Regions from separate parts of the Homo sapiens genome. Here region 2 is linked to region 1. Evidence: read pairs that join two places in POLR2A ChIA-PET (ENCODE). Cell type or tissue: OCI-LY7. All regions are shown on one strand. Each heading gives the region's core, and the rest is flanking DNA. Links, peaks and the distances in the headings are about the cores only. Region 1 overlaps TULP4 (TUB like protein 4). Region 2 has its middle 41 kb from the start of TULP4.

Region 1 (15,018 bases), core at 4,367-12,366:
GAATAAGCTGGGGGACTCCGCAGTGCCCGTTTGTGCAGGTTCTTCTCTGTACCCCTGTGTCTTCAGAGATGGAGACATTCCTCTCCTCTGGGGGCAGGGAGGGCACCTGTGGAACAAGGGTCTTGGGCCTGCTGCAGGGGCCAGGGGATGTGGGGAAGGTGAGAGTGAACTTCCTGCTTCTGCTGTTTTCTCAAATGCCAAGGTGCCACATTCTGGGGTGTGTGTCCTGAACCCCGTCACCTTCCCTGAGAAGGGCTTGTGGGGTCTTCCTGCTGTCAGAACAAGCTATACTGTGGTTTGCGAACCTGCTGTTACATGGAGTTGGCTCTGGGTGTCATCTTTACCTTTGCCTTATTTTTGGAGACTACAGATATCCAAATGGAAAGAAAGGAAAGCCATCCGTTCTTGCCATTTAGTTGAGAGAAAACCTTGGCTAATGAGATGATGTTCAGCTGTGTCTCTACAGGTACTGAGGATTTTTTAAAAAGTACCAGGCTCGGGCCGGGCGTGGTGGCTCACGCTTGTAATCCCAGCACTTTGGGAGGCCGAAGCGGGCGTACCATGAGGTCAGGAGTTCGAAATCAGCCTGACCAACATGGTGAAACCCCGTCTCTACTAAAAATACAAAAATTAGCCGAGAGTGGTGGCTTATGCCTGTTGTCCCAGCTACTCGGGAGGCTGAGGCAGGAGAATCACTTGAACCCGGGAGGCGGAGGTTGCAATGAGCCGAGATCGGGCCATTGCACTCCAGCCTGGCGACAGAGCAAGACTCCGTCTCCATTCAAAAGTCCCTCGGAGCGCTCGTGCTGCGTGGCGGCGGCCGGGATCGCGCTTACAGCGGGTGCGCGCAGGGCGGGTGCACGCTCAGGACAGGTGCGCGCGCAGGCTGAGGACCCTTGCACTTAGCCCGCAGCCGCGGGGCCTGCGCTCAGGTCGAGCGCGCTGGCTTCCTGGAGAGTTTCCTTTCGTGTTCCCTCCCCTGAGCGGCTGCCGCTGGCGCCTTTGGCCTGACCCAGGCCGGCCATGGCCTCAGCTTGGAAGAGCTATAGAAAGATCCAGAAGAGGTAAAAGGTGTTGCTGGAAAAGGCAACTAGGAAAACGGTGCGTGATGCCCTTCCAGCTGAAAAATCCAAGACTGAGACAGAAATGAACAGGATGCGGCAGAAATCACAGAGGAAAGCAGAACTCCTTGACAGCGAAAAGCCAGCTGCGGTGTTTGCTCCCATTGCAGGGGACCTACAGTGACACTCGGTGACTATGCACGGGGTCAGCCAGGTGAGGAGGCCAAGTTCCCGCTGAGAACGTGCAGATGCGCTCCCCAGAGAGGTCGTGTGATCTCTTGGTGTAGGATCTAACTGGGCAGGGTTATCCGTGAGTGTGAACAATCCATTGACACCCACTCCTGTGGAAGGCAAGGCGGATACAGTTCTTATCTTCTGTAGAAGGAAAGCGGAAAACACGGGGTGGGATCACCTGACTCAGGTTGAAAAAGGGTACAAAGAAACCGAAAAGACCCCCTACGACACTGAAACAGACTCCAGGGAGGGGCTGATGAACGTTCTAGGGGAAGTGGATGAGGACGGAGATGAGGCTGTGGAGAGAAAGATTCATAAAGCCTGGCTGGAATCAGGAGAGAAACGAGACGAGGGGGGACAGGGGGGTTTGAGACTTTAAAGTTCTTTTGGGAACTGTGATGCGGACGTGCTGGTGTTCCCAGTACGGGAATACTGGTGAGCTGCACATACGCATTTACAGGTAACTCCTTACACGGCCCTCTTCTAAGCAAAGGCAATGCATTCTCCATTTCCTACTGGAAGATTTATTTAAATAAAATATGCCTATTAAACAAAACAAGCAAACAAAAAAGTCCCATAGCACAGATGCTTTCCCATCTGGTTGGTTTGTTACGTTTTCAACATAGTGTACCAGTCCTTTATCCACATAGATAATTCACTTTTTTCAAGTATACTCTCAAGAGGTCCACATCATGAAAAACAGGTTAAGAAATGAGATAGGCCAAGTTAGCAGAGCCAGGGACATGGCCACCAGCTCGCTGTGGCCCGGTCGGGGTGCCTGTGCTGCTGTCACAGTGAGCATGGAGGACCAGGTCAAGAATGGGACAGTGGGGCTGGGCTTTTGCCGCTTCTGGCTGCCTAGCAGGTGGACTCTAACCAGCGGGTTACACGGAGGCACTAAGTGGGTCTGGGCAGTGTGGTGTTCTCAAGAGGCTGGTTTGGTCTAGTCTGACCCGTCCACTCTTCCCGGAAGCTGTTTGTGGAGAAACGTGGGCTCTGTCTCCCACAAAGACTGTTGGGCCTATTCTCTTGCCATCCTCCCACGAGCTCAGCTTGGCTTATACCAGCACCTGCTGACAAGTGTGTGTGTTAGAAAAAGAGAATGTTGACAAGCTCATCCTGTGGGAGAGAACCCTGGATGCAAGGGTGAGACCCACTGGAGTGCAGTGCACAGGAACAGATGGGCTGGGGGCACGAGGCTGACTCCATGTGGCCTAAGATGGGCCAGGGATCCTGAGGGTTCCATGAGCTGGACGCTCTGTGGCTTTTAGAGAAACTTCCCTTCCCAAGCTGCCTGAATCTATAAGGTCATCAAAGGAACCACTTAGCGAAGAAGAGACTTTTCTTCCACCAGTGCAGGAAATGGGACCTAGGCTGGAGCTGGTTATTCCAAAGGGTGGATGAAGGCAGTCTCTTTCTACTAGAGGAATGTTTTCTCTCAAGTTTTATAACAAAGGAAACTGTTGAGAAACTGGTGAGAAACCACAATCCTGGGACGGAAGAGCCTTCTGCAGTCAGAAGCAGGTACCTGAGGAAGGCAGGAAGTGGGACTCAGAGGACCCCATGGGCTCCAGCACAGAAAGAAGTTCATCACTCGAGGGTGTGTCTTCTCATCATAGGGGTTGGGGGGGCGCATGCGTGTGGCATGCACATGCTGTGGTGTCTGGACTGCCTGCCTTTTTACTGGGGAGAGAAAGAAAATATAACACTGGTCAAGCCCCTGTTTCAGTGACCCCAGACACTGAAATAAAAGGAAATGCCCCTGTTACTGGGTGAAAGTGCAAGATTCTGATTAGTGGTTCAAGGTGACACAGGAGACACTGAGTTGATTCATGTGAAAGGAGGAACCACAGATCATTCACATGAGCTGGAGGATGAACCAACAGGAGACATAGAGACCCTTGGTTCCCAGGACAGAAGGGAAATGGTGTCAGGTCTGGGCACTTTTCTACTTTTGGAGAAGAGTGGAGAGAGGAAGCACTAGGTTGTCCATACCCTCAGGGTTGAAGACAATGGGAAATGGCTGTCACAACTGGGAGAAGGCAATGTGACTGGTTGCCTTTATCATCCAAGCTCCCCGCTCTTTCCCGGGACAAGAGCTATCCCGTAGCTGTGCCTGCAGTGAGGATGCTGCACCATCACTGGGTGCAGGGGAGAGCCTGGGAGCCAGCCAGAGCTAAGTGGCAAATGGGATGCTGGGATTCATAACAGTGACCTGGAAGAACGCATGGGCAGGTCAGAGGACAAAGAGCAAGATGCTTTGCAAGGTGTCTGCATGCTGTCCTGAGTGGTGGTTGAAGCTTAAGAAATTCCTATGACTGCCGGGCATGGTGGTGGGTGCGGTGGCTCACGCCTGTAATCCCAGCACTTTGGGAGGCCAAGACGGGTGAACCACCTGAGGTCAGGCGTTCAAGACCAGCCTGGCCAACATAGTAAAACCCCATCTCTACTAAAAATACAAAAATTAGCTGGGCATGGTGGTGCGTGCCTGTAATCCCAGCTACTCGGGAGGCTAAGGCAGGAGAATCGCTTCAACCTGGGAGGCAGAAGTTGCAGTGAGCTGAGATCATGCCATTGTACTCCAGCCTAGGCGACAAGAGTGAAACTCCATCTCAAAAAAAAAAAAAAAAAAATTCCTATGACTTACTCTGGGGCGCCTTCTTTACTTGAAGCGATCGCTCAGACAGGAACTCTGAAATGGGTTCAAGAAATGAGCCAGCACTTCCAATGGATGGCTTCTTATTCTTCAGCACATAGAGCAGCTGTTTCTAGGAAGTGTAGGGAAACAAATCCACACAGACTGGCTCCTTTGTGAAGCCTGGGTGAATAATAAAACTGGTCAGCCGAACGTTCACTCTTTCCAGAATTCAATAACAAGGACTTAAATCTCATTCTATAAAGCGGATGAGCTCACCTGATGAGGGGCAGGGGTGGCCCATCTGTATGTAATACTTGTTTTCATGGGAGATGACTAAGTATAAGTAGCTCAGAGCTCATTACAGGCAAATCTTTACGACACACCAGAGTGAGAAGCTGGGAATAAACCAGGTCTATTCATTAATGTGACCCAGAAATCTTGGATTCTGTTTCAGGATTGGTTTTTGTCTATGGAATCCAGAAATCATTTCAACCTCTCACTGCTTCCATTTTCTTCTGAAAGGAGTGGCAAAAGGTATTCACTTCATAATGGAGTTGAGATTTAACTGTGGTTAGTATCTTTCATCCTTGGAAAACTGCAATGCAATCTCCATGAGACAGTTATTTCTCTTCTACAGTGAGTTTTGGGAGCTAGGTTCGAGCAAAATTGATTCCTTATTCTTTGAAAAACACCAAAAAGGTAGTTCTGTACATGCACACATGTATTATCACAGATAAACCTCCCATGCCCCACCTTCCCACCTCCCATGGTCATAGGGAACTTTAGGGCAGAGGAAGCAGGCTCACTAAGCACTTATGAGTAACAACAATAGTTAATAGTTATATGAGCACCTAGAGTTGAATTGCTTAAAACCTAGGTTTAAGTTTCCTACAAATTAACAAAGGTGTTAATATTTGGCATCTCTGATCTTTAGATGCTATACAGGTGCACTTTTAATCGAGTCCTCTTTTTTTTTTTTGAGACGGAGTCTCGCTCTGTCTCCCAGGCTGGAGTGCAGTGGTGCGATCTCGGCTCACTGCAAGCCCCGCCTCCCGGGTTCATGCCATTCTCCTGCCTCAGCCTCCCGAGTAGCTAGGACTACAGGCGCCCGCCACCACGCCCGGCTAATTTTTTGTATTTTTAGTAGAGACGGGGTTTCACTGTGTTAGCCAGGATGGTCTCGATCTCCTGACCTCATGATCCGCCCGCCTCAGGCTCCCAAAGTGCTGGGATTACAGGCGTGAGCCACCGTGCCCGGCCAATCGAGTCCTCTTTTAAAAAGCCATGAAAAAGCAAATCTAAACCAGATCATCAAGAAGACAGCACAATCTCTGACTTCCCCAAATGGGCAACATGATGACCGGGATCTCAGGGTCTCCAGTAGCTGCTAGCAGTTACCAAGAGACCCAGGAAGCAACTGGAGGGTGGGTAGGTCATGCCAATGGAGCGAGGTGATTTCTCCTCACAAGGCTCAAGAATTCTGCACACAACTTTTTTGATCTGCAAAATTTTATTAAGCAATAGCTGGACAACTCTTACAACTTCAAATCATCAAGAAAAAAATAAGGAGATTAATCCGTCTCAGTAATAAAGACAGAAAATAACTTGGACAAACCACATCGTTTTGAATGCAAACCATTAATGCCTTCTAGAATATCTCCTGCACAATCTAATACACAAAATACGTAAGAAGAAAGGCAAATAAGGATGAGCTCATTAAAACGCATTTGGGAGTCGCAACAGATCTTGCTTGGAAAGTAAAACCAGCAGGATGCTGAATTAAAAAACAAACAAACCAACACTGGAGGAACTGAGGTGCACAAGCAGTGCACGCCACTGCCGAGGTCTGGACATGAACATGCTGGTGGTCTAGTTTGGTCTGGGGCCTATGCACCTGCATCGTGCACTTACGGTTAAAAAAAAAAAAAAGGGAAAAAGAAAATGCCAGTAGTAATAAACTCAGAAATTATGTCCAAATTTACAGTACCAAAATAATGCATTTATAAACAAATGCAAAAACAATACCCCTTTGGTAAATAATACAGTGTCTTTTTCAGTCAAACGCATAACCCATGCTTTTCTACAACACGAAAAAATTTTTATCTACAATAAACAACAAGATCTTAGAACCCTACCCCTCCCCTTAAAAAGAACTGTAAACAGAAAATATAGGTACAAGTAAAGTTACACAAAAATTGCACAAAGCCAAAGAAAATGGAAACAAAGTAAGCCACAACCCATTAGAGTTTTATCAGCCAGAGGTAAGGAATCACACAAATGCTGAAGAGTTCTGAGTTGTGTGCTATTACAGAAATCCCAGGAACTCAAACGACATTTTGGACACATTTTTGTCTCCACTAACTTTGCTTACAACCATTGACTTGGCCAAATGATACAGGCACACAGCGACACCATGGACTCCTTCTCCAGTTGCTGGGCCAAACTTTCCTTTTCAAGAAACCTTTTCAATTTGAAGACCGTGTAACATGGCAGAGCACACTCAGGAATTTGAGGTGACCTAGGTATATATTCCTGTGGTTTTGGGGACAAGTAGTGACTTATTTCATGGCTGTTCTCATGGACATCCAGCTGAGCAGGGCACACCCGTGGAGACTCCTTCTTACCTAGAATCAGTACTTTTGTATATTCTATGAGAACAAACACAATTCCAAACACATTTAGAGGTGCACAAAAGATATTACTTTAAATGCACTGGTTTATATTCAGTACATAGCTCATTAACACAGGAAAAGAAATATTTCTCTACACAAAGGCAATGGTGTGAAATATATTTCCCATGAAAAGTGGAATGATGAGGCTGTTCAGTGCTGCGCTCTTAGGCTGAGAGCTGTAAGGGAGTTTAGAGGGCTGTCCAGGCTGATCCTTTCATTTCACAGATGGACAAGTGGAGGCCTAGCCAGCCCCAGGGACTTGCCCAAGGTCACCATCCAACCCTGTGGCAGAGCAGGCTTGACCCTGGGGTTTGCAGACTTTTTGCTATGATTACAAGATGAACATAACACATTCTTCCATGTCCTTGTGAGACACTTGACAAGGGAGCAATGGCTATGGATAAAAACACTAGCCTGTGAAATTCTTTGATTTATGCTGCCATTAGAGCTTTGAGATTTTCCTGCTTCTTTGGCCCCAATTTTTCTCAGGATATACATTCAATGGGTATATTGTACACAAATCTGTGCCTTTGGTTTGATGAGGTTAGAGCTAAAACAAATTTAGAATTGGTTATATTTGTTAATATATCACACTTCCCTCAAAAAGTCATAGATTCTTTATACAGTTAACCTTTTACTGGACTGCTTTTAAATTTAGGGATTCAATGAGGTATCTTGATATTCATAAACTATTAATAAACATTAAATTTTTAGAAATCTCCTGCATAAAGTATGAATTTTCGTCGTATTTAGTCAACAGAGACTGACTGAATGAAAGCATAGTTGAAAATAAGACCACCACTATTAACTGAAACGTCACACTACTAGGACCGCACAGCCCGCAGCTTGTGTCTGCCTTGGCGCAGGAGGGCAGCCCCTCTTTTCAGGCCCCTGGGTAGAGGGGAGGTGGGCAGTGGCTGCCGGGGTCACTCCGGTACAAACTCATACAAACTCACGTGCGCCAAACATCCGAGACAGAAGCCTGTGCCTCCATCGGGGGAAAGCGCCTTTGGGGGAGGGAGCTAGGCATTTAGAAGCTTAGTTAATTATTTGCTAAAAAAATCCATTTTTTTCTTCTCACATGTATTTGTAGCTTTCATTTCAAAGATTTTCCCCTATATTTGCTCTTATTAAACAGGTTCTAAAATGGGCTTTTTCAGGGTCTTTATATCTCAAAAACAATTAGAACACAAAAAGTGAAGCTTATTACCTAGTAACTCTTTCCTTGGCTACTCTCATTCTAATAGGTCTCCCCTTTTTATTTCAGATCAACTGTTATTTTCAGATAAAAATAAAATTTTCAAAAGAAGAGAATACTATTTGAGTGTTATCTCAAAAAAAAAGTCTCCTTTGTATATAATCAATAACACAAAATACAAAAAAAAATTTTTAAGTGATTAATAGGAATTTTTTCCCAATTAGAAAAGTTACAAATTATCCAGCAAAAAACCTTCTATGGGCCGGGAGTGGTGGCTCACGTCTGTAATCCCAGCACTTTGGGAGGCCGAGGCGGGCGGATCACCTGAGGTCAGGAGTTCAAGACCAGCCTGGCCAACATGGCAAAACCCCATCTCTATTAAAAATACAAAAACATTAGCCTGGCGTGTTGGCGGGTGTCTATAATCCCAGCTGCTTGGGAGGCTGAGGCAAAATAATCACCTGAACCCTGGAGTCAGAGGTTGTGGGGAGCCGAGATTGTGCCACTACACTCTAGTTGGGCGACAAGAGTGGGACTCCGTCTCAAAAAAAAAAAAAAAAAAAAAAAAAAACCTTCTATCATATCCTCTTTATTTCTTGCAGCAAAATATACTGTGACCATGTAAGTCGTTAACAAAGATACTATTTTTCTAAATAAATAAAATGGGTATAACTCACCAAAACGTAACAACAAAATAATTCCTAAGAACACTATGAAAAGCAAGATAAATAATTATCTCCTAAACGACAAAACAGGGGAATTGCATTTAGATTATCTAACAGGCTATAACCATTATTGCACAACCAATAAGCACTGAAACACCATATCAAGCTACATAAACTCATATAAAAGAATTAATTCTGATAACATTGCTGAATTCTTTCTGGAAGAATGCACCCACTAAAAATATCAGGTCCAATACGTTAAATATAAATGAGAAACTGGTATTAGATGGGAAATATCCTTTGCCACATCAGAAAACTTCGTCAGTATTTCTCTGGGGTTTGGAGAGAATTGGGAGTGATGTCATGTCATCTTGATCTGGGAAAAAAATGGGTCGGTTTCTTTTCCAATTTTTTAACTAAAACAGGGGATTAAAAAACGTTTAAATTTGAAAATACTTTTCTGTAGCATCTTCTACTTGTCTGTTTCCAAATAAAATGCAAATTTGGAACCCAACGCCAGCAGATAGTTCCTGTGCTCCTGCACAGCAGGCCCAGGAGAGGGGCCTGATCCTAAACAACATCACAGGTAAGACTGAGAAAAACAAAAACAAAAACAAAAAACAACAACAAAAAACAACAACAAAAAACACTGGGTTTTGTCATCAGGGCTTGAATACTGCCCACAGGTTCTCACGAGGACGAGGAAGTGGGAAGAGATATTCTAGGTAATTTTTTTTTATACAATTAACAAACTGTGATCAACCAACTACCTAGGTATTACAATTTTAATAACGTTTTCTCAGTGGTTTAGCTCCTTAGTAAACAGTCTGTACAGTTAATAAACAACTTTTTTTGTTAGAGAAGATCATGAAAATTTTGTCAAAGATTTGACCATACTCCTCTGTATTTTAATACCCTGGTGAACACTTAACATTTTTTTGGTTACATTTCTAATTTGATAGAAAGCATTTGTAGTCAACTGAATTTTAATGTAGCCAAGAGGAGAAAAGGAGTGGTTTCAAATCAAGCGTTGTCCACACTTTTAGAATGGGAAGGCATAGAACATGGTATCTCATGGGAAAGATCATGTTTACAGTAATGCATTCCAGATTAAAAAGTAAAAGGGGCAGAGAGAGTAGAGGCTGTTTCTCAGCATGTGAGGATCTAGTGACTGTCACCACATTATTTGAGAAAACTGCTACCACTACCACAGGCCAGGATCTTTCCATTTTTGTCTCTCACCTTCTCCCAGAACCAGTCATGCTGAATGACCATCACTGATCCTACGGAACTTTGACAAACGATGAAACTAGTGGAGGCTTTCAATGTAGACATCCTCAGCAGAGGAGTGTAGCCCTCGTACTGCTGCTACAAGTCACACGCTGAGTCACATTGCTGTCTGCAGAGTGATGTGAACCTGTGTATACGTGCAGTTTCTTCTTTACCCTTCGTCCCTTCCCCAACATCCTCAGTGAGCAAATCGCATTTCTACCTGGTGAGAACACCCCTGTAAAGAGCCTACTTTGTTGGTCCAACACAGTGTGTCTGCCCAAATGCCCTTTATTAATTAAGTCACCTTTTGGGGAGTAACATAATCAGTGTAAATCAAATGCTGTCCCCATCCCATTCCCCAAGAACCTGCATCTTGAGAATTTTTGGCTGTGTTTTGTAAAAGCTTTTTGCTTTTACGCTAGTGGTGATGTTGGAGGAGAATACAGGATAATGCATCCTCCCTATGTCTAAAAGAATAGCAGGCTCTAAGGCAGACTGTCTTCATTCTGAAGGGCCCAGTAGAGCATTACCACAGCCAAGCTGTTTCCTGAAAGAACAGCAGGTGCCTAGCACTCTTTGCTTCCAAATGCCACTGAAATGAAAGAAGAAAAGAAGAACAGACAATAAAAGGTAATAAAACCCAACCAAATAAATGACGACCACAGGTCAGCGCCCTCTCCTGGGCCTGCCGGGCTTTTCCAGTTTTGCTGTTGGCTTCTGGTCCTCCCAGGCATCGGACCCCTAGAGGGCTCCTCTGGCATCTCCGAAGACCTCTTCCAAAGGCTCTCTGCATCTCTCTCCTCCCCACACCAGTCTCTTCATTTGAGGCGCTGAGTCACGTTGGCCAGGGCAACTGCAAAGGCCTGCACGGCTGAGAACGGATACTGGAAGTCTAGAATGTACGCACTGCCATCAATCCGTCCAAACTGCATCACCTGGAGGAGGGCAGGGGAAGCAAAGACATTAAAGAATAAGGTGAAAAGGCCAGGCGCAGTGGCTCACGCCTGTAGTCCCAGCACTTTGGGAGGCCGAGGTGGGCAGATCACGACGTCAGGAGATAGAGACCACCCTGGCTAACACGGTGAAACCCCGTCTCTATTAAAAATACAAAAAATTAGCCGGGCGTGGTGGCGGGCGCCTGTAGTCCCAGCTACTCGGGAGGCTGAGGCAGGAGAATGGTGTAAACCTGGGAGGTGGAGCTTGCAGTGAGCTGAGATTGGGCCACTGCACTCCAGCCTGGGCGACAGAGGAGACTTCATCTCAAAAAAAAAAAAAAAAAAAAAAAAAAAAGAACAAGGCGAGCAAGGCGACAGCCGGGTCTGCATGGCTCCTTATGGAAGCAGACAGCACCGTCTATGAGATACTTTTGCTAACAAAAGTGACCCTGAATCTGGTGAAGCTTCTATATCTAACTCCAAGTTTGCAGGAAATAAGGGGACTGAGGAACATGTTAACACAATGGAGACAGTGAGCAAGGTTTGGAATGTGGGGACAATGGCCTCCAGCTCCATCCGTGAAAAGTTACCTGTGGGGTACAACATCCAATGTTTGGGTGATGGGCATACTAGAAGCCCACCCCCCATTATGCACGTAATGCTCATGTAACAAGCACATGTACCCCTGAATCTAAAAGAAAAAAGAAAAAAAAAAAAGAATGGGGTGAATGCTACAGGCCAAATGAAGTGGTTTCTTCACCTAGGAAGTAGAAAGGAGAAAGAAAAGCAGAAAGAAACACAAACAGGCCAGAGGCTCCAGAAGAGAAGTAGCACCACCACTGTCCAACACCGCTGCCTCAGGGAGGGACTTGCTGGCCACTTCCTCACCAGTTCCTGTGCCTACATCCCATCAGACAGTGACGCCATGCCCTAGCACACGGGCTGCACTCATCCGCCTCTGGTCCCCAGTCTGCGTGTTCCACAGCGGCGGGGCTCTGTCTTCCTCACTGCCCTGATCCTAGCACTATAGCAGGGGCTGACGCACTTTCTGCGAGGGGCTGATAATAAATATTTTAAGCTTTGTGGGTCACACGGTTTTTACCACAACTCCTCAACTCTGCTGTTGTCCGGCCAACACAGCCAGGGACGATACTCAGGTGAATGAGCGTGGCTGTGCTCCAATAAAACTTTGTTCCAAAAAGAGGCGGCTGGCCAGAGTGGCCCAAAGGCCAGTATGCCAACCCTGGGCTTAGAGGATTGCCAGGCACACGGCAGGTTCTCAATAACATTTATTGAGTGAATTAACGAAAACGTGAATTTAAGTAGAGAGGGGAGGGACTTTACAGGATGGTGAAGGGGGACGTTGGCAGCAGGACAGAGCAACCCTTCTGGGCTGGAGCAGGGAAGAACTAGGACCCAATGTGTTCAGCTGCACCATGAGATAACATCCGGTTCGAGAACTGGGGAATGACTTCCATATACAGAGAAATAGGCAAATGAGCAAACAGACAGATAACAGGAAGTTGATATGTCTAGGGGAAGAAAAGTATACAAAAAAGGAAATGTAACTAAGCCGTAATACATGGCTCAGCTATTGACTAGCATAACAAGGTAACCAGTGACCACTGATTTAATGGGGAAGGAAAAGCTGTGTGCATACATGTGTGTGTGTGCATAGGGTGAGCAAAACTAACCCTCACATTCCTTAGGAAGTCACCATCTGATGCCAAAAACAGAAAAGTCAATGAACAGAAGTAGAAACGTATTCTTTACAAATATGACTGCAGGCCAGGTGCGTTGGCTCACGCCTGTAATCCCAACATCTTGAGAGGCTGAGGCAGGAGGATTGCTTGGAACCCAGGAGTTTGAGACCAATCTAGACAACACAGTGAGACTCCCATTTCTAAAAAAAAAAAAATTAGGGCTGGGCGTGGTAGCTCACGCCTGTAATCCCTGCACTTTGAGAGGCCAAGGCGGGCAGATCACGAGGTCAGGAGATCGAGATCATCCTGGCTAACACGGTGAAACCCCATCTCTACTAAAAATACAAAAAAAAAAAAAAAATTAGCCGGGCATGGTGGCGGGCACGTGTAGTCCCAGCTACTCGGGAGGCTGAGGCGGGAGAATGGCGTGAACCCAGGAGGCGTAGCTTGCAGGAAGCCAAGACTGCGCCACTGCACTCCAGCCTGGGCCACAGAGCGAGACGGTCTCAAAAAGAAAAAAAAAAATACAAGACAGCAGTGGGCACACTAAAAACCATAACCCCATGAGCTCCACCTAAGAGGTGTTCGTTGTTTTCCACATTTCCCATTTGGCCTTTTGAAAAATGCTCCTTGAAGGCCGAAGCACTGAAACCCTCGCCTCCTGGGCTCGCAGCGCCACCTGGTCTGAGGTCTTACCTGCCGCCCCTCTAACTCAATCTGGAAGTTCTTGGCGGACTCCTGGGTCACCCGCCCCCCGAAGTCCAGCTGGTAGACCTGGGTGGCCTCGTTCCACAGCGGCTGCTTGTTGGCCATCACGTACACGAAGCCTTGGCTGCCCAGCCGCCCGTCCTCCTTCTCACTGGCCCGCCGGCACTTGGCCTCCTCCAGCTCGCCGGCGGCCCGTGGGGAGCGCTTGCTTTTCCAGCCCTTTCTGCTGCCCTGGCTCTGGTTCATGAGCTCATCCCCGCTGATGAACAGCTCAGGCTCGCTCTCGGAGCTGTCCTGGAACTCGTTTGTCTTATTCAACTTCTTTGACTTCAGTTGGTCTTTCTGACTCTTCACTTTCTTCTTCTCTCTCCCCAGGTGTGGGCTGGAGATTAGGGAATTAAAGTCACTCAAAGTCCTAGCCTCCTTCTTCACTTTGCCCTCAGTGATGGCCTGAACGCTGCCTTCTTCTGCTCGGCTGTCCAGGCGCTTCCGGTTCTTCTTTCCAAATTTTTCTGTCCGCTGGGGGACTGGGCTTTCGGTCAGGGAGAGGACTTCCTGGAAGTTGTCTGCAGTCTCTACCATCACCTCTGTGCCCAAGTGGCTTTGGAGGTCGGCAGGTGGTGGGGACACAAGGGGCTTCTCCACCACCAAGTGTGGCTTTGGGGGGAGAGTGCCCTGGGGGTTCTGCATGGGCGGGCAGGCGCTGTAGGAACTCCATGGATGCAAGGCGACAGGTGGCAGCTGTAAACTAGAGCACGTGCTGCTTCCTGGGTACATGGGGGGCAGGGTGCAATAGGAGAGGCTGGGTGGGTACAGCGGCTGAAGGACCACAGCAGGCTCCTGTTGTGCAAACTGCGTTGGGGACAGGGCATCTTTGGGAGAGCAGGGAGCCTGCACTCCAGGCAAAGGGGGGTTGTTATAGCTTCCTGGATATGGCACTCCCATCCCATAGCCTGTTTGGAAAGTGGCAGTGGGGCTGGCAGGAGACTTGGGGGAGATGAAGGGCAGTCGGGACACGTCCAGGTGCTGGCCCTGACTCAGCATCAGAGAGGACAGTTTTAAGGGGTTGGGCCCTGAAGTCTGTGCTGTCCTTTCTTGAGGAACCCAAACATCCTCACCCAGCATGGGGTCCCACTGGTAAGGGGGTGGCCGTTTCAGGGTGACAGCAGCTTCAGGCAGGGGAGGGTGCCTCAAGGGCTTCTCAAGCTGACAGTGCTGGGACAGGGCCTCGTCCTCCGTGAAGGCCGAGTTGACGTAGTCGGTGCGGTCGCGGGCGCTGTCGGGTGGGCTCAGGAGGCTGTAGGAGGACTGGGAGGCCAACGGGGAGGCGCTGGCGGTATGGGCCAGGGAGGCTCCGGGCTGTGAGCTGGGCCCTGTGCCACTGCACTGACTGCAGGTGTACAGGGCAGGTGGGGGCCGCGCTGGGAGCTGTGTCACCACCCCCCCGGGCCCGCCCTTGGACTTGGCCAGGGGCTGCAGGGGGGCCCGCGGGCTGTCGGCCAGCTGGGCCATCTTGAGCGTAGCCTCACGGTTGTTCCTCCGCAGGGTAGCGTGGATGAGGCTATTGTCGGACCTCTGGGCAGCCCCCCGCCCCTGGGCCAGCTGGCTGGCAATTTCAGGATACGGGGGTGGGTCCCCGGTGGGGATGGAGTAGCGAGGGACGGTCAGGCGGTTCAGGGTGGCACTGCTGCAGGGCTGAGGGACCTTCTTCTCAGTGGCCGTGAGCCTCAAGGTGGCAGAGCTACCCGGGCCGGGGAGGGTGTACGTGTTCTGGGAGCACAGCATCCGGGTGCGGGGCCGGCACACCTCCTCCACGTTGCCACTGCTGTCGAAGGTGGTGATCCTCTCATAGCCCAGGGGGGTCTGGTAGTGCACTGACGTGGGGTAGAGGGAGAAGTCGCCCTTCTTCAAGCACACATCCACTGGGGGCTG
Region 2 (15,018 bases), core at 3,014-11,013, 240 kb after region 1:
TCAGGAGATCGAGACCATCCTGGTTAACATGGTGAAACCCTGTCTCTACTAAAAATACAAAAAAAAAAATTAGCCGGGCATAGTGGCAGGCGCCTAGTCCCAGCTACTCGGGAGGCTGAGGCAGGAGAATGGCGTGAACCCAGGAGGCGGAGCTTGCAGTGAGCCGAGATCACGCCACTGCACTCCAGCCTGGGGGACAGAATGAGACTCCGTCTCAAAAAAAAAAAAAAAACAAAAAAAAACAACAACTATGGCCAGTATTCTGGATCCCCATGGGGCCTACGTAAAGAAAGCTAAACTCACCCAGGAAAGCTCCCCAAATAGAGACTGCAACTTACCTCCAGCTCTCCTTCCTTTCACTGGTTCTACAACAGTGCCCTAAACATAGGAGGTCCTCTAAAAGTATTTGTTCAATAAGATGCTTAAAGGGGAAAAATATCAGAATCAAATAAAGAATACTTGCTGGCACCTATTAAAAAACAAAATAAACTAATAAAATAGGTAAAATGATCAAGAAGAAAATAATCCCACTATTATCAGAGCAACTGTTCTTCTCAACTTACGATGTCAAAATGTTCTCAAATAACATCAAACAAAAAGAATTATCAAAGTTAACATTACATTTTTTTCTAGGAAAGATCTAAGTATATGTATTGAAAATTAAGCTTTTCGATCAATTTAATCAACATGAGCATACAGATAATAGTTTAGTACTACTAATAAAAATATCTTTTGGAAAGTGCTGGATCATTTTACACTAAAGCATATAGCCAAAAAAAAAAAAAACTAGTATTTTCTTCTACATTTCCCCTCTAAACACTACAAAATGCACTACATCAAAACAATTGTATGGAAAGATACAGTACTAGACTTGCTCTTTGTGAAGCTGTATTGTCAATACAGCTCATTGTACCACACAGTACAGGCCAGACACCTTTAGCAGTCTCAAAGGAGCTGTGAAAACACAGACCTTACACTTTCCCCAATACTTCATCTAATGCAAACAGAGGGCAGTCCACTTGACCGACATGCAACAGACTTAAGATCCCTTGAAGCCCAGTTATTCCGTGCCTATGATGATGAATTTAGCACAAGAGGAAGGGAGTCCACATTCACCTCCACCTATGCTGAGAGAACCCAACAAAAGCTTGAGCCTGGGCTCTGGTTCAAAGGCCACAGCAGCAAAAGAAGTCAAGAGAATTCCAGGGATGAGGTGATGGGAGTTGATATGATGCTCTCTGAGTGAAGGAAACAGAGTTGCCTCAAGCCAAGCTTGAGATGGCCCAGAAAGACCACAAAGGTTACTGCTGCCAGAAAAAGAAAAGAAGGGATATCTCTGGTACCTGGGACTGTTACAGGGAGTTGTTTCAGAATATCTGCATCACTGAAGGACATCATCTCAAGAAGTCCCCGAATTAAGATCTGATATTTAAGGTGCAAAGTGACAGCTTCCACACAAAGGCCAAAAGTTACCCTCCAGGCCACCAGAAACTCAGTGTAACCAAGCCTAGTGTGACACTAGAAACAAGACAACTACCTACACGAGCCACACTGAGCAGGAGGGAGGGATGGGGCAAGAGTTGTTTTGGCTACTGTGGCCAAAGCTAATCCTTGCTCCTGGTGGCCCTAACATAAATCTCCCCAATTAACCCACGGACTATGTTGTTAAAGTCTTCTTACAAACAGGTTGTTCAGAATTCTGAAAAAATATTTCTAGAGAAGTAATGTCATAAGCATTATCATTGCTACACAGGCTAATCTGTAAAAGTCATTTTAACCCATGATGTACTTGGGCTGCAACACCAAAAGTAATTTCTCTGATACTCTTTAATAGCTACAAAGAAATCTCATTTTCCTGACCTCCCTGACTGAGAGGTCATTAAAGATGACATTCAAGACCAAGAGACAGACCTAGCATAAATAGATGCTGTAGGGCTGGGCATGGTGGCTCACGCCTGTAATCCCAGCACTTTGGGAGGCTGAGGCATGAAGATTGCTTGAGCCCAGGAGTTTGAGACCAGCCTGGGCAAAATGGTGAAAAACTGTCTCTAATAAAAATACAAAAAATTAGCCAGGTGTGGTAGCACGCGCCTGTAGTCCCAGCTACTTGGGAAGCAGAGGTGGGAGGACCACCTGAGCCTGGGAAGTTGAGGCTGCAGTGAGCCATGATTGCACCACTGCACTTAAGCCTGTGAAACGGGAACAAGACCCTATCTCAAAAAAGAAAAACAGAAAAAAGGAAAAAAAGACCAAAAAAAAAGAAGACCAGCAGAGGTCTTGGCAAACAAACAAACATGTGGGTTCTAATAAGTTAGGCCTTCTCTATTTCCATAATACCTTGGTATTATTATTAGCAAATATACTATATATTTATGCAATATACATTTATGTAAATATACTGCTTGCATAACACCTTGGTAGGTCTGCAGAGAAGGCAGTGCTGGTTTGCACCCACCACTTCCCAATTATTCTGAATTTAAAAACAGAGTGCTGGGCAAAGGGACCCTATGACACAAGGGTGTCAAGCTGGCACCATCTATATTGACCTACTGTCACCTAAATAAGTTATGAACTCAGTACAACAGTTCTGAGAGTCATGTTTACCATTCCATTGTCAACTAAGAACACGTTTTTGTTGCTTTAGAAGAAGGAGGAGTTTGTGACCAGTGTGAGACTCCATGTCTACTATAAAAAAAAAAAAAATTAGCCAGGGGGTGGTTGCACACCTGTAGTCCCAGCTACTTGAGAGACTGAGACGGGAGGATGACTTGAGCCCAGGAGTTTGAGGCTGCAGTGAGCTATGATCATGCCACTGCACTCCAGCTTGGGTGTCAGAGCAAAACCTTGTCTCAAAAAAAAAAAAAAAAGAAAGAAGAAGAAAGAAGGAAGAAGAAAAAGTCTCCCAGCCGGGCGCAGTGGCTCACGCCTGTAATCCCAGCACTTTGGGAGGCCAAGGTGGGCAGATCATTCGAGGTCAGGAGTTCGAGACCAGCCTGCCCAACATGGTAAAACCCCGTCTCTACTAAAAACACAAAAACTAGCCGGGCATGGTGGCGCGCACCTGTAATCCCAGCTACTTGGGGGGCTGAGACAGGAGAGTCGCTTAAACTCTTGCAGCGGAGGTTGCAGTGAGTTGAGGTTGCACCACTGTACTCCAGCCTGAGTGACAGAGCAAGACTGCCGTAACAAAAAAAAGAAGAAAAAGTCTCCCTAGTTTATTACAGTCTTTACTCCTGCTCAATATTTAGAAAGTATATCTGAACTGTATACTCCTATATTCACAGCAGGGGCCTACCCTCCCTCAGTACTTTCACAGAATGACACTTCTTTGAAAGTCACAGGGTCTTAAATAAGATGACGAGTTACTGTCCTCCACAGCAGAACTACAAACAAGATCTTAATTTGCTAAGTTATTGTTTATTTACTAATATTACCCCAAATTCTACGTTTTTGCTTACTACAGAAATTCTCATAAGACCTATTTCCTTGGGCTCCATGCTGACAGGTCTGGTTACTGAAGAAAATGAAAGAACTTGCCATTAGTGTAGTTATGTACATCAAGGTGGGTTCAAAGGAATCTCTAGGGACAGTGACAAAGCGCTGCCGTGGGTTAGAATGGGCATTGAGAGCTAAAGAAAGTAGTAACTGTGGCCATCCAGACGGCTAGACTTGTTGCTCAATTTGCAAATCAGTGCCAGGAGAATATGAATTGGTGAGGGTCAGTGTGGGACCTTGAAGATTACCATCTCCCATGGTCTTTCACAGGCAGGAATATGGCCAAACCCTCTCAGGCTCAGCTTCTCTCCCTGTATGTCCCTGGCCAGTTTTCTTCCACTATCCACAGAACCATCAGAATCACCACAGTTTCGACAGCAGCAGCCTCATGAAGTTCAAACACCGTGGCAAATGAAGAAGATGGGCAGGACTAAGAGGAAAGCAACAACAACAAAAAAAGCAGCTGCAACTGTGCGGGACACTTGTAGCGCGTGGGCTCCAGACAGTGGCAGAACTATACAAGCACTCCACAACTCGGCACTGGACTGTGTTCCAGTCTAGTAAGATTTGGCTCTTTTGGAACTCAGAACACATTTTCAAAATGGAATGCTGATATAGCCTAAAATTAAACCTGTTCTTATTTCTTACTTATTTCTTTCTACACTGATCAAACTCTAGCCTTCAGGGAGCTTACATTCTAACAGAGAGAACAACAAAATGGAAGAGATCAATAAAAGGCTAACAAGAGGCAGGAAAGACTGGCATGTATGAGGATACGGAAAAGACCAGGACGTTGGGGGTTTGCTTAGGAGCGGCCTGTAGGCAACAGAAAGGGGCTTATATTTTATTCGGAGTGCAGTGGGAAGCCACTGGAAGGTTTTGGTTTTTTGTTTTTTGTTTTTGAGACGGAGTCTCGCTCTGTTGCCCAGGCTGGAGTGCAGGGGCGCAATCTCGGCTCACTGCAAGCTCCGCCTCCTGGGTTCAGGCCATTCTCCTGCCTCAGCCTCCCGAGTAGCTGGGACTACAGGCGCCCGCCACCACACCCGGCTGATTTTTTTGTATTTTTAGTAGAGACAGGGTTTCAACGTGTTAGCCAGGATGGTCTCGATCTCCTGACCTCATGATCCGCCCGCCTTGGCCTCCCAAAGTGCTGGGACTACAGGCGTGAGCCACTGCGCCCGGCCGCCACTGGAAGGTTTAAATGAAATGTTCTGGTTTTCATTTCAGGAACAACATTGTTGTGTGGAAGAGGACAGAGTGAAGGCAGAAAGCACAGGCAGGAGGCTGCTGCAGTGATCCGGGTACAGCTGGTGGTGGCCAGCACTAAGATGCTCATTAGAGAGAGGGACAAGAGAGCAGCTGGGAGGCAGGCTTTTGGTTTGTGTGTGTGGTGTTTTGTTTTGTTTTGTTTTTGTTTTTTTGAGAAAGACTCTCACTCTGTCGCCCAGGCTGGAGTGCTGTGGTGTGATCTTGGCTCATTACAACCTCCACCTCCCGGGTTCAAGCAATTCTCCTGCCTCAGCCTCCCAAGTAGCCGGGACTGCAGGTGCCCGCCACCATGCCCAGCTAATTTTTGTATTTTTAGTACAGATGGGGTTTCACTATGTTGGCCAGGCTGGTCTCGAACTCCTGACCTCATGATCCACCCACCTCGGCCTCCCAAAGTGTTGTGATTACAGGTGTGAGCCACTGCACCCAGCCCGGGAGGCAGGTTTTAACCGAGGGACGTGGAGCAAGTAACTTAATCTCTCTGTAATTCAGTTTTCTTACCTATCAATTAGAGATAATAACAGTATCTACCTCATGAATCTATGATAAGAATTCAATGAGTTAATATCTGTAACATGCTTAAAACTGTGCCTGGTACATACTAGGAGCTATATTAGCTATCACTATTACCACAACCTACCTCATGGTACTATTGTTAGGACCAGACAGATTATTTGTGTTAATTCGTGTAATATTTTTGAGGCAGTGCCGGCACATAATAAACTCTCAGTAAGTGTCAGCTATTACAGTTATGAATAATTCCCAATTGGTGGTGGCAGTAATTGAGCTGAAGAAGAATGGGACAGGGCATGGAGTTGCCATGAGCAGATGTGGCATGTTGAGTCTGCAATGTTTAGGAGACATCCAAATGGCAGGGTCAAGTAAATAGCTGGACACTTGCATCTGAACCTCGGAGTCAAAGTATAGACTGGAGATAAGTCAGTGTCATCGACATAAAGGTCAGTTTTAACTACAGAACTACAGAACATACTAAGCCCAGTGAGGGAGGATGAGGATGGAGGAAAGGCTCTAGTGGTGAGCCCTGTGGAACCCCACGTCAGGTAAATAAAGGTAGGGAGCCAGCAGAGGAGGGTGAGAAGGAAGAATGAACAGGGAGGAGGAAACCAACAGAGAGGGGAGTCTCAACACCTGAGCAAAGAGAGGGCCTGCAGAAAGGTCCAGTTCAATGAAGACATTGGATGTGGCTCCTGAAGCTTATCTGTTCTTTTAGCATCTTACCCATTTTGACTTTCCCTAACTTTCACTGGCAACACTGTCTGTGTGAAGAACACACATTCCAAGGACATCATAGTACAATGGGAAAAACTCTGTCCTTGGACTCAAGAGACCCAGGCTCAAGCTCCAGTGAAGTGTCGGGTAGGTCCCTCAACAAGGGCCTTCACTTTCGCCAAAGGCAAAATGACAAGATCGGACCAGATTCCCAAAGCCAGGTCATGAGATCTCTATGCATCTACAAACCCAATAATCAAAGTCCATAAGCTCTTTTTCAATATTTAAAACACATATTGATCGTTTCCTTAGCCTTCTAGCTAAGATAAAGTATGTATTGAGAACTACACATCTACTATAGTAAAGTTACACAAACCTAACTGTCACATTTGTTTTTGACTGAAACACTCTAGAAACTTGGAAAGCAGTAGTGATTAAGAAGGGGAACTCAGGAGGCTGACAGCCTCACTTCAAATCTTGGGTCTGTCAATGACTACTTCCTGCATTAGAGCTATGCTACTTAACTACTCAAGGTCTCAGTTTCCCCAACTGTAAAATGGAGGTATGACAAAACCTATCTCAGGCAGCTGTGGAGGGATTTCAGTGAGTTAATTGTAAGCTCTCTAAAGGAACTTCCTGATAGTTTCCTCCTCCCTTGTGATTCTTTCTGTCTCCTCTGCTTGTTCCTCTGCCTTGGCTGGCCTGGGATGCTGAGGTTCCACAGCACTCACTGCCAGATCCTCTTCTTCAGCTCCAGCCTCTCCCTCATTCAGCTCACATTAAGCATAAAAAACAAATACGAGCTATTAATACCATTATCTTGTACTGAACAACAATTCTTGGCTAGTAATAAGATCATAGCCATTGGGGCAGGAAGGGAGGAAGAAAGAAAATATAAAAAGAATCTGATGATAAAAACATTGGTGACCACTGGTAATTCCCAACTGAAAAATTCCACCTCTTTATGCTTGAAATGCACCTGTTGCCACATCACATGGTCCTTGGCACCTTGAATTAAAACCTAGTGGATAAGGCTTTCTCCTCTACCTGTCACCTCCCCGAGGACAGTAGCCACATCTGACTTGGTGACAGTGTATGCTCAGCAACTGTGGAACCAATCCCTGGGTACTTAACCAGCCCCTTCCCCCTAAATTCACTCATACATTTCTAATTTAGAAATTAAACGTTCTAAATATTTTTCCGCAAATACTTTTAAACCCTCCACTGCACATGTGTCCCAGTGAGTCCTTTCAATGACTTACCCCATCCTTTGTCTCACCTGAAGCAAATTCTACAGATTTTCAAACGTAGCATTTCAATGTTTCCCCCAAAACAGATTTATTCTCAGTGCTTTCCAACTTTAAACTAAAACTTCTCAGAACATTTTATTTTTCTTTAGGAGGACAGTTACACCTGAATCAAAGCTACCGTTTCAAAATTTTTAATGTGGGGCCAGGCGTGGTGGCTCATGCCTGTAATCCCAGCACTTTGGGAATCCAAGGCAGGAGGATGGCTTGAACTCAGGAGTTTGAGACTAGCCTGGGGAACAGAGTGAGACCCCATCTCTACAAAAAATTTAAAAATTTGCCAAATGTGGTGACCCGCCTGTAGCCCCAGCTACTCAGAGGCTGAGGTGGGAGGATCGCCTGAGCCCAGGAGTTTGAGGCTGCAGCAAGTTATGATGGCACACTGCACTCCAGCCTGGGTGGCAGAGCAAGAACCTATCTCAAAAAAAAAAAAAAAATTCTAAAATGGATTAAAGAAACCCTATCTGAGCTACAAGAGACAAAGCCTGTGAGAGTTAGATGTCTCCTTGCCCTTCCTCCTCATCAACAAGTCATGACACAACTTGAGGAAGCTGGACCTATTTTGGTTAGGCACCCACTTAACTTGGCCTTTAAATGCTTTCTTCATTACCACATGAGAAGCAACAATTGAAAATGAAACAAAACTCAACAGAGCAGTGACTAACATAAAACTGCTTATATTAAATAAACTCAGTACAGCATCTTTTTTTTTTTTTTTTTTTTGAGACAGAGTCTCACTTTGTCACCCAGGCTGGAGTACAGTGGCGCGATCTCGGCTAACTGCAACCTCCACCTCCTGGGTTCAAGCCATTCTCCTGCCTCAGCCTCCCATGTATCTGGGATTATAGGCACCTGCCACCATGCCTGGGTAATTTTTGTATTTTTAATAGAGACAGGGTTTCACCATGTTGGCCAGGCTGGTCTTGACCTCCTGACCTCAGGTGATCAACCTGCCTCAGCCTCCCAAAGTGCTGGGATTACAGGCATGGGCCACTGTGCCCGGCCCTACAGCATCTATTCACACTAAGCTGCTTTATAAACTCTGAGGCAAAAATGAAGGCAGCCTTGAAAGTTGCCACATTTAAGCACAAGGAAGCCTGGAGTAAATCACCTCTAATTCAGGAGCAATTTCATCTGTGAAGGAAAAACTTCAGGAAGAAATTTTGAAAGCTTGAGAAAAGCTTAAAAGGAGGCAAGCATCACATCAACAGATGATGTGTGTTAATTTTAGCTGCAATAGTCTAAAGTGCAGTGTCAAACCAGGAAAGCAGCCAAGCAACACTCAGGCCAGAGACGCTAACTGAGTGCCCATCACCGGCCCCGGTACCAGAGACACTTAGTGAGTGCCCACCACAGGCCGAACAGGCCGGGTGCTGACAATGCAAAACTCATCGAAGTCCAGTCCCTAGCCCCGAGAAGCACCCTACACAGTGAGAGAAGATGGGCAAAATAAACCAACTTCAATACTACAAGGTAAATCCTGTAATCAAGAGCCAAAAAAGTGCTGTGGAGCAGAGTTGAGAGAATCTTGCTGGAATGACCGGTCCCTGGCAGGATAAAGCCAAGGTAGGGTCTTCAGATGATGATGCAAGAGCAAAACAAAGAAAGAGAGCTCCAAGTTGGACCAAGTAAGGACAATTTACTGACAAAAATATCTCAATAATGAAGACTTTATAATAATCCAAGAGAAAATTAAGCCAGAGTTCTTAAGATAAATAGAAGGCTATTAAAGATATATAGAAGATCTAATTATACTGCCTGGATAGGAAAGGGTCTTACTGCTACAGAGTAGAATTAACGTATATTTAATAGATATGAATGCTGTACATTTGACACTTACTATTTAACTTTAAAACAATTAGCCTTTTCAAAAACTCAGTGTTTTTGTTTTTTCCTAGATCTAGAAGCAATAAAATGGGCTTAAGGAACACGGAATAAAGGGAGCAACCCTGTGAAGACCACAAAGGCAGAACAGTGACAGCAGCTCAGCAGCAAGACTGCCGGGCACCGGGCCTGGCTCTCCCACCACCTGACTGGGTAACTTTTCAAACACCTTCATTTCCCAAGAAGTAGGAATGTTGGGAAGACTAAATAAACATATGTCAAGTACTTAATTACCTGCCCACATAGTAAAGTGCTAAATAAATGTTGGACATTGCTTTTGCAATTTCATTTATATTCTACCCATTAAGCAATGTTTAAAATCTGGAATAAAATAGATTATTAAAGAAATATGCAGAGACAATTATCATTGACCCTGATTCCATCTGGAAATCAGGGATGAAGAATCACGGAGAAAAAAAGGTTAAAATTATCTCTGATCAAAATTAAAGTCTATCAAAATCTCAAATGGCAACGAATTCTTGCTGAATGGCCTTGTATGTGAATGCTAATGATTTCTCCATTACTAAGGAAGGGCCCACTTTGCATCTTACTCCATGTTCTCAGTCTCCCAGTGAGACAGGAAAATCCTTTTTTTTTTTTTTTTTTTTACAAATGCTGAAACTAAAGTTCAAAGAGTTTAAGTAAGGTTATGAAAAGTCACTAGGCTATTAGTGACATAGCTTAGTTCTGATATCTGGCTCCAAGACCCATACTTTTTTCCACCAAACTATGGTGCTAAAATTAACAACAGTAATTTCCACTCCACAACACTGTTACTTTGGAATAGGAAGAAAAAGTTGTGTAATTATCTGGTGAGAACAAAACAATGTATGAACCTAGGCCAACTCTATTCTCATATTCTCAGACTCGAGAATTTCTAGAAAAAAATAATAAATGGCAAACCCAAATTTAATTTTAAAATGACAAGAGCCACAAATTGGAAAGACCCTTCACAATGCTCTGGTCACTAAGCTTGGGTGTGGACATGGGTGACAAGCACTCTCCAATTCTAGTGCAGCTTTCCAAAAAGCAATTTGGCAATATGCAGAAAGTGACTAAAGCCAACAGTGCTAAAGGCTAAAGGGAGGATTAAGCCAAAGATGCTCACCAAAAGTGCTATTCAGTATCATTCTAGAAATTACAAGCAAAATATTACAACAGGAAAAAAAGTCATATAAAAATAGAAAAAAGTCATATAAAAATAGAGCCAAAAATCACCCTGATTTGTAAGTAATATAATTTTCCATCTGGAAAACCCAACAGAATCAAATGAAATCAGAACAATTAAGAGTTCAGTAAAATAGGAAAATGTAATTGCTATGATCCAAATGTTGGTGTCCCCCCAAAATTCCTATGTTGGAACCTAATACCAAATGTAATAGCATTACGAGGTGGGGCCTTTGGGAAGTGATTAAGCAAGCCCTCACCAGACAACAAGTCCACTGGTGCCTTGCTCTTGGACTTCTCAGCTCCCAGGATTGTGAGCAACACATTTCTACTGTTTATAAATTACCCAGTCTAAGGTATTTTGTTATAGCAGCCAAACAGACTAAGACAATAAATAGTACACAAAAATAAATTCAGGATGATGAATGAGCCATCTGTTTACCTTATCCCTCTCCCCAAAGTCCCATTAAAATGATCAAACAAGGCCGGGTGCAGTGGCTCACACCTGTAATTCCAGCACTCTGGGAGGCAGAAGTGGCCGGATCACCTGGGGTTGGGAGTTCAAGACCAGCCTGACCAACATGGAGAAACTCCGTCTCCACTAAAAATACAAAAAAAATTAGCCAAGTGTGGTGGTGCATGCCTGTAATCCCAGCTACTCGGGAGGCTGGGGCAGAAGAATCGCTTGAACCCAGGAGGCAGAGGTTGTGGTGAGCCAGGATCGCACCACTGCAATCCAGCCTGGGCAACAAGAGCAAAAGTACGTCTCAAAAAAAAAAAAAAAAAGAAAAAAGAAAAAGAAAAGAAAAGAAAAGAAAAGATCAAACAAATGTAAAAGAACAAAAAAAAATTTTAAAAACCTGTGGAAAACAGAGTGAGGTACCACTGATAAACCCTTCTCAATTTCTAGAAGACATGGAGGAGAAGGGATTCGACTGATAGAAAAGCACCAAGAGCCTTAATTCAGCCAGGCAAATGCAAGCACACCACCCTTGACTACAGGGCTTTAGGCAATGTCTGGCCAACAAACATGTCTATACCAACCCACGGAGGAAAACGGGAGGCTGACCTTGGCAGGCCTTCTTGCACCACATCCACACGGGAGCAAAATAGAAAAGGGGAGCAACACTCCAGTTAACTTTGGATTGCCACACAATTTGCTAATTGAGAAAGGGTATAAATTGTCCTGACAAAGCAGTGACCCTCCTAATTATTTGGAAGATTTACTATGAGATGGCTGCTAACTGTACACAGAGGCCTAACAGAGCAACAGAAGTGGGAGGGTCAGAAATCAAACTGAAGACCTTCTTCTGGAATCCTCCCAGGTCCTACCCTCCCTCAGTCTAACAACTAGATGAAAGGCAAGGACAACCTCCTTTGGTTACTCTGTATGAACCCACACTGACTTCTCACATCACTTAGTTGCTTTCATCTTCTGTGTTTGACATGTTGGCATATCAACTTCAGTATTCTTTGAGGGCAAAAATTGCATCTTCTAGTATGATTTATCTACTTGATGGCCTATTATGTCTTCAAAAAGTTTAATTACCCGGTGTCCATCAACAGATGAATGGGTTTCAGCACTGTCCTGGATTATAGAAAGAAAAAAACCCAGATGAATGGGTTAACAAAATGTGTATTGACATACAATGAAATATCATTCAGCCTTGAAAGGGAAGGACATTCTGACACATGCTACAACATGGATGAACCTTCAGAACATCATGCTAAGTGAAATAAGCCAGATATAAAAAGACAAATATTTTATGATTCCACTAATATGAGGTATCTAGAGTAGTCAAATTTATAGACACAGAAATAGAATGGTGGTTATCAGAGGCTGGGGAAGGGGTAAAAGGGAAGTGTTTGATGGGCACAGAGTTTCAGTTTGGGAAGATGAACAAAAGTTCTGGAGATGGATAGCGATGATGGCTGTACACCAACAGGAACGTACTTAATGCCACTGAATTATACCGTTGTCCCTCAATATCGATGGGGGTTGGTTCTAGGACCCATGTAGATAAAAAAATCCTTAAATGTTCAAGTCTCTCATATAAAATGGCATATTATTTGCACATAACCCATATGCATCCCTCATATACATCATCTCTAGATTATTTATATTACCTAATACAACGTAAATGCTATTGTTCTACTATATTTTTGTTGTATTTTTTTTCTTTGAACGTTTTCAGTCCTCACATGCAGAACCTGCGGATATGTAGAGCCAACTATATACTTTAAAATGGTTAAAATGGTACATTTTAGCTGGGCACAGTGGCTCACACCTATAATCCCAGCATTTTGGGAGGCCAAGATGGGCAGATTGCTAGAGCCCAGGAGTTCGAAACCAGCCTGGGAACAAGGTGAAACCATGTCTCTACAAAAAATACAAAAATTAGCTGGGCGTGGTGGCACGTGCCTGTAGTCCCAGCTACTGGGAAGGCTGAGGCATGAGATTCGCTGGAACCCGGGACGTCAAGGCTGCAGTGAGTCGTGACTGCATCACCGCCCTCCGGCCTGGATAAGAGTGAGACCCTGTCTCCATAAAAAAAGTAAATTTTATCACAATAAAAAATTTTTCAAAAAGAAGTATAATTATGAAAACCACTTTAAAACATGAAAAATGCTTATGCTATGTTAAATTTTAAAAGCTTCCAACAGTGTTTAAAATGTTGCTTAGAACTTTTTGGAAAAAAGTGCCTATGAGGAAAGAATTCAAGAGAATGCTATGCTTAAGAGTTATAACAATGGTGGAAGCTAGGGGTGATTTTCCCCCTTTTACAAATGTACTATTTTACTACTTTTCATGTTTAAACACACAAAAATAGCAAAATATGATACAGTAAGTATAATACCAAAAAGGTAAAGGCAATATGGCTATAACCACGAAGCTCCCTCATGTGTTACTCCTTTCTCCATTCATGGCATCCTGAATTTGGAGTGAAATACAAAAGTTTTATACATGCTTAATATTGGGGGTGCTGTCCAATGATCTAAGAACTGGTGGGGAGGTCTGGGCACACAGGTAAGATTTAAGTTTAATCAAAGAAACAGCTTTCTTCTTATCCTCATTCTCAATGCTTAAGAAAAAAAAAGTATTTGCCTTACTTGAGCCAAAATTTTTTTTTTTTTTCTTCTGAGATGGAGTCTTGCTCTGTCACCAGGCTGGAGTGCAGTGGCACGATTTTGGCTCACTGCAACCTCCGCCTCCCAGGTTCAAGCAATTCTCCTGCCTCAGCCTCCCAAGTAGCTGGGACTACAGGCATGCCATCACGCCCAGCTAATTTTTTTTTTTCTTTTAGTAGGGACGGGGGTTTCACCATGTTGGCCAGGCTGGTCTCGATCTCCTGACCTCGTGATCTGCCCACCTCGGCCTCCCAACGTGCTGGGATTACAGGGGTGCGCCACCCCACCTGGCCAACTTCCTCTTTAGCCACTACATTTAAGCCACCTCAAATGTTTTGTGGGAGAAGGTTAAGCTCTAAATAAGCAAGTAAGTAAAGTTGTCATAAAATAAAATTTATTTTAAAAAGGAGGGGTGGGGAAAGTGAAATGGAAAAAGAATCAGACCAGGAATCAGAAGACAGGTTCTGGCTAACCTGCTATTTCCTGGCTGAGAGACCTGGCATGGGGCTCAGCTCCCCGAAAGTCAGCTTTCCCATCTGCAAGTGAACAGACTATCTGCTCTGCCCTTTCTTAAGAACGCTGTAAAGACCAGTGGTGACAGTGCTGGTAAAGAAGCACTGAAAAAGTTAAGGTTCTTTCAGAGCTAAAAGGTGTGCCCTGTTAAATGCACAGTAGTAACTTGACTGCTCTGTGTTGTCAGAGGCACCACCTGAAGTTAGTCCCTCACAGATGCTTTTCTGCTTTTACCTTAGTACTTCTAACTTGTCATTTTGAAGGCACAGAGAATCCCCAGTCCTTGGAGCTCCCCCGGCTCCACATTTTTGATGCAGAGGTATGGTTCAAGGCATTCTATTTAAGACAGGACATTTCAGGGGCGGCACTGATGGTCTGTAGAACTTAGAGGCATGGAGAAGAGAGGGCCTCATGGGATAAAGGGTTTGCCACAACCCACATGCGGTGCTCCCAATGTTCATTCAACAGCAGGGCTCTTTCAGCACTATTCTGAAATATCACCGGCTTTTAAATCTTTTAAAGCTGAAAAAATGTTTCCTAGTCCTTTGAAAGTAGGCAATCTAGTAGCGTCAGGGACTTGTCCAGGCAGCCCTCCAGGTGCATCTTCCCCAGATCGATGTTTATTCAGGTGCCCACCAAGCCTTCCCCCAACTCCAGTAAGATGTCATACTACACAAGTCACATTTTCTGGAGAGGGAAAATGGCTTGAGTTTTAATTTTAAACACACAAATAAGCCAAATGGGTAAAACACCTTTATGACTGATGTGCAAATAAAGTAGATTTTGGTATGAAGATGACAAACCAACATACGTATAAATTCCGAAATTCTCAAATGGCACTAATTCCCAGAAATATCAGAGCAATCTTTCTTCAAATTGAAGTTCATTTAAGCAACGACACACGCCACTGCCCTCACCACCTCAGAGCCCGTAAAAACCTCTGAATGGGCTCCTGCGCTTTTCCTGAACGTGATTCTGTTAAGGCCGCACTTCCTCTGCGCCTGCCCAACCCCACAGGCTGCAT

The links. Peaks named below come from ENCODE experiments on the same cell type or tissue, not always from the same donor. Only the 100,000 strongest peaks of a DNase experiment are listed, where the experiment ranks them.
Region 2: POLR2A ChIA-PET joins it to region 1 with 8 read pairs; 5 of 35 experiments call an interaction of 5 or more read pairs at or near these places.

The regions. Positions count from the first base shown.
Region 1 is chr6:158,502,235-158,517,252 of GRCh38, reverse strand. It overlaps TULP4 (TUB like protein 4), which reads right to left. Exons shown (of 14, transcript NM_020245.5): 13 at 13,075-15,018; 14 at 5,425-10,675. The coding sequence ends at 10,559. It also overlaps the pseudogene CACYBPP3. Among named protein-coding and RNA genes, the nearest start is that of TMEM181, 50 kb to the left of the region's middle. RefSeq lists an enhancer at 10,268-10,768. In OCI-LY7, for the core only: a CTCF peak has its summit at 10,412 (motif pointing left); no DNase peak of the experiment used is centred there; H3K27ac peaks cover 168 bases.
Region 2 is chr6:158,264,156-158,279,173 of GRCh38, reverse strand. It overlaps a transcript of TULP4 not described here. Among named protein-coding and RNA genes, the nearest start is that of TULP4, 41 kb to the left of the region's middle. In OCI-LY7, for the core only: no CTCF peak of the experiment used is centred there; a DNase peak (open chromatin) is centred at 7,883.